2 separate regions of the Homo sapiens genome follow, and region 2 is linked to region 1. The links are chromatin contacts, found by Hi-C or POLR2A ChIA-PET in ENCODE. All regions are on one chromosome and are shown on one strand. The core of a region is the stretch at or near the end of the contact, and the rest is flanking DNA. Distances in the headings are between cores, read along the strand shown. Region 1 has its middle 40 kb from the start of FOXK1. Region 2 overlaps FOXK1 (forkhead box K1).

What was found. A loop is a pair of places that touch in the nucleus more often than their neighbours do. ChIA-PET counts read pairs that join two places held with the same protein, here RNA polymerase II (POLR2A). Pooled maps may share reads with other maps.
Region 2: a map of B cell shows a loop between it and region 1 (17-fold over the local background). The contact joins two enhancer-like sites. A Hi-C loop is called at or near these places in 12 of 168 maps with a recorded cell type or tissue (B cell, CD8-positive, alpha-beta T cell, Caco-2 and 8 more), 18 of 37 single-sample maps with no recorded cell type and 21 of 50 pooled maps. POLR2A ChIA-PET finds 5 or more read pairs at or near these places in 27 of 52 experiments (A549, A673, AG04450 and 20 more).

The regions. Positions count from the first base shown.
Region 1 is chr7:4,640,443-4,643,362 of GRCh38, reverse strand. No RefSeq gene overlaps it. Among named protein-coding and RNA genes, the nearest start is that of FOXK1, 40 kb to the left of the region's middle. RefSeq lists silencers at 1,054-1,443, 1,544-1,743. Within about 2 kb of position 1,507, at least 36 of the 41 ENCODE cell types and tissues checked have a DNase peak (open chromatin) inside an H3K27ac peak, as active enhancers do; they include A673, B cell, CD8-positive, alpha-beta T cell and 4 more, where a contact is called at or near this core.
Region 2 is chr7:4,723,981-4,726,971 of GRCh38, reverse strand. The region is part of intron 1 of FOXK1 (forkhead box K1); the gene reads right to left. It overlaps LOC124901581 (a long non-coding RNA gene), which reads right to left. Exons shown (of 2, transcript XR_007060199.1): 1 at 109-2,991. Among named protein-coding and RNA genes, the nearest start is that of FOXK1, 43 kb to the right of the region's middle. RefSeq lists enhancers at 1,366-1,705, 2,293-2,879. Within about 2 kb of position 1,336, at least 37 of the 41 ENCODE cell types and tissues checked have a DNase peak (open chromatin) inside an H3K27ac peak, as active enhancers do; they include A673, B cell, CD8-positive, alpha-beta T cell and 4 more, where a contact is called at or near this core.

The sequences.
Region 1 (2,920 bases), core at 258-2,757:
AATAAAATAATAAAGGATATTGCTGAGCTGGGTGTGGTGACTCATGCCTGTAATCTCAGCACTTTGGGAGGCTAAGGTGGGAGGATTACTTGAAGCCAGGAGTTCGAAACCAGCCTGGGTAACATGGCAAAACCCTGTCTCCTATAAAGTACATTAATACAAAAATTAGCTGGGCATGGAGGCTCGCGCCTGTAATCCCGGCTACTCGGGAGACTGAAGCAGGAGAATCACTTGACCCCGGAGGCTGAGGCTGCAGTGAGTCATGGCTGTGCCACTGCACTCGAGCCTGGGCAACAGAGTAAGACCCTGTCTCAAGAAAAAAAAAATGTCCCTGGAGTAGATAACTTGAGGAACACTAATTTTACCGAAACAACCGACAATGGCAATGCAATTCTGAGCCTTTGCTATAAAATGGCAGAAAAAGTCAGGAGGAAGTTTGCGTATGTTATTTTTCCCTGCCACTTGCTTTTTAGTCTTTGCAAACCTTTCTCAAATCCTTTTAGAACACGGTATGACATTTCTTTCTGTTTTTAAGCAACAACTATAAGAACTACCACTGACTGAGTGCTTAGGTAACGCCCAATATATTTCACGTAGAATCTCATCAACAGGCCGGGCACCATGGCTCACGCCTGTAATCCTAGCACTTCAGGAGGCTGAGGCGGACGGATGGATTGAGCCCAGGAGTTTGAGACCAGCCTGGGTAACATAGGGAGACCCCTCTTCTCCAAAAAACAACAAACTCTCATAAATCTGTAAGAGGTGACATAGTAAAAACTCTGAAACAACACTCTTTTAATATTTTATCAATTTCCTCCCCATTCGTTTATTTATTTATGCAGCCACTGACCCAGGCATGGTCATCCCTGCTGGGGGCGGACACAGCCCGCGCCCCCAGGTTCGAGGACACCCAATGTTTAGAAAACGGACCCTGCGAATCCCACCGGCCCCACGTGGACTCTCGGAGGCTCCCTCCTCCCTTTGGAGCATTGAAGAACGCGCACAAATCCAGCTTCCACCCGTCACTCGCGCACCCGACATTGGGCAGGCGACCCCACCGCCCCGGAACATCCCGGCGCAGCCGTCGCGAGGAGGCAACCGACCCCGCCGCGCCACCGGAAGGCGCCTCGCGGCGAGTTGTGCGCACGCGCAATGTGCAACGCCGCGCCGCCAGCGGGCGCTGCGGCCAGGCTCGCGTGGTGGGGGAGGGGAGCTGCCGCGCCGGGGCCGGACCACGTGCGCACCACGTGGCGCCCCGGCAGCCCCGGTGCGCAGTAGGGCGGTCCGGCTGGCCACGCTGCGCAGCCAGCAGTCCCCGAGGGTGGCGGGGCCGGTCTCACAGCCGGCGACCCCGCGCCCGCTGACCTCTGACCTCCGACCCCACTCCCCTTAGGGTTACCCCTCGCCGGCAGCCGCGCCGTGTGTTTATAAACAGAGCTCCCGGCGGGCCCCAAAGCCCGGATCGGCGGATTCACGCGAGGGGAACGGAGCCTTCCGCAAGTCTGCGCCGGCCGCGCATGCGCCTTAAGGTTGCGCCACGCTGCTCCTCCTGCGCTTGCGCAGTGGCGGCGCAGGGCGGGCCGCGAGCAGGGCCCGGGGCGGGGCCGGGCTCTGTGGCCGGGCAGGGGAGGGGCGCGGAGAGGCGCCCTCGCCCTTCCCAGCCCTGCTCCTCGCCTTGCGGAGGGTTCACCTGCTGCGTGTCCTTGCGCAGGCCGGCCACTGGCCTCTGAGCCCGGGCTCTCGCCTGCAAAGTGGGGCCTCTGTGGGTGGTCGTGGAGGTGCAGTGGTGACCTGGATGGAGGGCGGCATCGGGCCCCGCAGTGCCCCCTTGGGCAGCTGCACCCAGCAGCTAAGAGGCCCCCTCGAGACACATCAGTCCTAGGGAGGAGCATACCATGCAGTACGATTTAGCCTTAAAATGGGTGGAGTGCAGTTTATGTTGTGTATATCTATATATCTCTAATTTAAAATTTTTACTTTTATTTTTCAGACAGGGTCTTGTTCTGTTGCCCAGGCTGGAGTGCAATGGTGGCATTACAGCTCACTGCAGTCTCCACCTCCCGGACTCAGGCGTTCCTCCTACCTCAGCCTCCCAAATAGCTGAGACCACAGGCAGGCATCACCACACCCAGCTAATTTTTTTTTTCTTTTTTGAGACGCAGTCTTGCTTTGTTGCCCAGGCTGGAGTGCAGTGGTACGATCTCGGCTGACTGCAGCCTCTGCCTCACGGGTTCAAGCGATTCTCCTGCCTCAGCCTCCTGAGGAGCTAGGATTACAGGCGTGCACTAACACGCCCAGCTAATTTTTTTGTATTTTTAGTAGAGACGGGGTTTCACCATGTTGGCCAGGCTAATCTCGAACTTCTGACCTCAGGTGATCTGCCTGCCTCGGCCTCCCAAAGTGCTGGGATTATAGGCGTAAGCCACCGTGCCTGGCTATGTTTTTTTCTATTTTTGGCAGAGATTAGGTCTTGCTATGTTGCCCAGGCTGGTCTTGAACACCTGGGCTTAAGCGATCTTCTCACCTTAGCCTCCCAAAGTTTTGGGATTACAGATGTGAGCCACCTTGCCTGACCTATATTTTTAATTTAAAAATTTTTAATTGTTAATTTTTATGGGTACATAGTAGGTGTATAGATTTATGGGACACATGAGATCTTTGTATTATAATTACATTAGGGTAAATGGGGTTTCCATCACCCCCAGCATTCATCATTTCTGTGTGATGAACATTCCAATTGCACTCTCTTGGTTATTCTAAAATGTACAGCAAATTAGTGCTGACTGTGGTCACCCTGCTGTGCTAGAAAATTCTAGATCTTACTTATGTATCTAACTATATTTTTGTACCCAGCAACCATCCCCTTTTCCTAGTCCCCCCCACTACCCTAATGTTTTGTATATTTTATCACAACTTTATT
Region 2 (2,991 bases), core at 87-2,586, 84 kb before region 1:
CCCCGTTTGTAAAAAAAAAAAATTAAAATTAGTAGTTGACAACTAATATCTGCTATTATTATATATACCAGGTACTGTGTGCTAAGCACATTAAGTAAATTAACTCACCAAAATATCCCACTTCTCTGAACACTCTGGTGATGTATGAATACACAGAGTTTGAGGGAAAGCGCCTGTGTTGTCATTTCCCCCTATGAATAGAGTGGGCGAAAAGAGAAGTCTTGAGGGCAAAGCAGCTGCCGCCCTGCAGAGGGGAGAAGAAACAAGAGCGACATGGCAGGAGTGAGCTCCCGCTGTCTGTCTTCTGGACTCAGGCACCTCCAAGGCCCAGGCACGGTTTTTTTTTTTTTGAGACGGAGTCTCGCTCTGTCGTCCAGGCTGGAGTGCAATGTCACAATCTTGGCTCACTGCAACCTCCACCTCTCGGGTTCAAGCGATTCTCCTGCCTCAGCCTCCTGAGTAGCTGAGACTACAGGCACGTGCCACTGTGCCCGGCTAACTTTTTTGTATTTTTAGTAGAGACAGGGTTTCATCATGTTGGTCAGGCTGGTCTCGAACTCCTGACTTCAAATGATCTGCCAGGCCCAGTTTTGCTAAAGCTGATGGAGGAAACGCTTTCAGAAGCAGAGGGCAGAATCCAGGAGGGGCCTGCCAGGAAGGTGATCGCCGTCCTGCCGCGGCCAGCTCCAACAGACGGTCTGCAGCACAGGTCTCGTGCTTCCTAAGTAAAAGCATTCGTAGGCCAAAAACAAGAACGTTCTAGTGAAACACACGGAAGCCTCCTGTCCCTCACTGCATAGACATTCCTATCCAAATTCAAAGTTATTTATTTTAAGACTTTCCCTTTAGATACCATCCTTGAAGACAGCGGCAAAGCTCAAGAGAGCCCCCAAATGCAAACCCCAATCACACCCCAACAGAGAGCAAAAGGTCTTCGCTGCTTAAAAAAAAAAAAAGTTCTGTTTGTTGAAAGAAAACAGGGACAGTGTCTAAATGGCTTGACAAATCACTTCCTTGCTTCAGCCACTGCAGCCGAGCTCAGCTCACCTTCCTAATATGGGGAATCCCACCAGGCCCAAACCCACACCCCTGCCAGCCAGAAGCCCCAGCCCACGCCCAGCACATGTGCCCCTGGCTCCCTACCCCTCTGAGTGCAGGCACCTTGCCTGGATCCCAGCCTGTTGCCCTGAAGAACTGAAACCTACAGGGCAGCCCAGCCCGGGCAGCCACGGCAGTTGACGGAGATTGAGAAATCACATGTAAGTGGCATCGCCACCCACTGGGCCAGTCGGCAGCCTTGGTGTGTCCACTGCCAAGCAGTAGAGCTCCCGTCCTCCCAACACAGCCACACGCCCGGAGCATGGGCGAGGCCCGGAGAGTCCGTTCACGCAGACTGGCCGGAGGGGCCCGGCCGCACAAAGGCAGTGAGGTCCTTGCTTCTCACTCCTGCGGAGCGAAAGAGAAAGCGGACATCTGGCCCCGGGCCTCTGCCTGTGGGCAGGAGGCCGTGTCCCCCTGGCTGGCTGGGCTCCTGAGACAACAACTAAGCCCGGTTTCACTTTGGGCAACAGCAGTGAAAAAAAATCCGATGACATCACCCCCACCGCTTTCTGAACAAAAGCAGCGCCCCCGGTCAGACCAAGGGACTGGGCTCTGTGCTCGCTGCATTTCCCGGAGCCGATGGCGTCGGTGCTCCAAGGGGCGTTCCGGCCACCTGGGCCAAAGCCTGGGCACTGCTATTCTCAAGAGGCAGCTCCGATCTACCCCCGCGACCCCAACTCGCAGTGAAATGAAACAAATTCAGAGAGAGAACGCGCGCCTGCAGGAACTGCGAGAGAGCACAGCACAGTGGGGTTTAGGGCAACGTGGGCGCGGAGGACGCTGTGGGTGGCGGGTGCACCGCGCTTGGATGGCCTCGGGGGAGCTCCTGCTGGGGACAGAGGGCAGCAGGCAGGGTTAGGAGGGCGGGGCTCCCCCCAAACCCACTTCTCCTCTCCCTGTCCCCACTATTTTTCTGTGTGGCCACGCACTCAGCTAAAAGGTGACTTTCCTGCTCCCCTTGCAGCTGGGGGCCAGCAATGCAAAGTGGGTGTGGCCTACGGCACAGCCCTCGTGGGAGTCTCAGAAGAGGTGGGCAGAGAGCTACCCAGAGGATCACCGCCCACCATCCCTCCCTCCTCTCTCCCCTCTGGAATGGAAACATAATGACCGGGGCACTGGCAACCATGCTGAACACTGAGGCCACCTTGAGCATTGAGACAGAAGCTTCACAGACCAGTGGAAGCAGCCTGGCTGTCTGCTGAGCCCAGAGCCCTGGCCTGGACCACAGTCTAGGATGGGGGCCGTGGAGCCACGCAGCGCACACACACACAACGAGGCACAGACCCCTGATTGACACATTTGGACAAAATAGAAATGCTTGGCTTCAGAGAGAAATTAAGTCAGAGCTCCCCAACCAAAGAAAAAGCGAACTCTGGGCCAGGCACAGTGGCTCACGCCTGTAATCCCAGCACTTTGGGAGGCCAAGGCACGCAGATCACTTGAGAACAGGAGTTCGAGACCACCCTGGCCAACATGGTGAAATCCGTCTCTACAAAAAAATACATAAATTAGCCGGGCGTGGTGGTGGGTGCCTGTAATCCCAGCTACCCGAGAGGTTGAGGCAGGAGAATCTCCGGAACCCGGGAGACGGAGGTTGCAGTGAGCCGAGATTGCACCACTGCACTCCAGCCTGGGTGACAGAGGAAGACTCCATCTCAAAAAGAAAACAACAACAACAACCACCCCCAAAACACAAACTCTGGATGTGCACAGAATCCCAGCTGGGAGCACGGAGGTCTTGGGCACTGCCTGGTGCGCAGCCATTCAGAGCACCAAGAGCTGCTATGGCAAGGTCATTACCATGTTCACTCACACAACTTAATAATCCAAAGTACCAAAAGCCCTCGAAAAAGTAGGCAGCAGAAGATGCAGGGTCATTTAAGGTTTTAA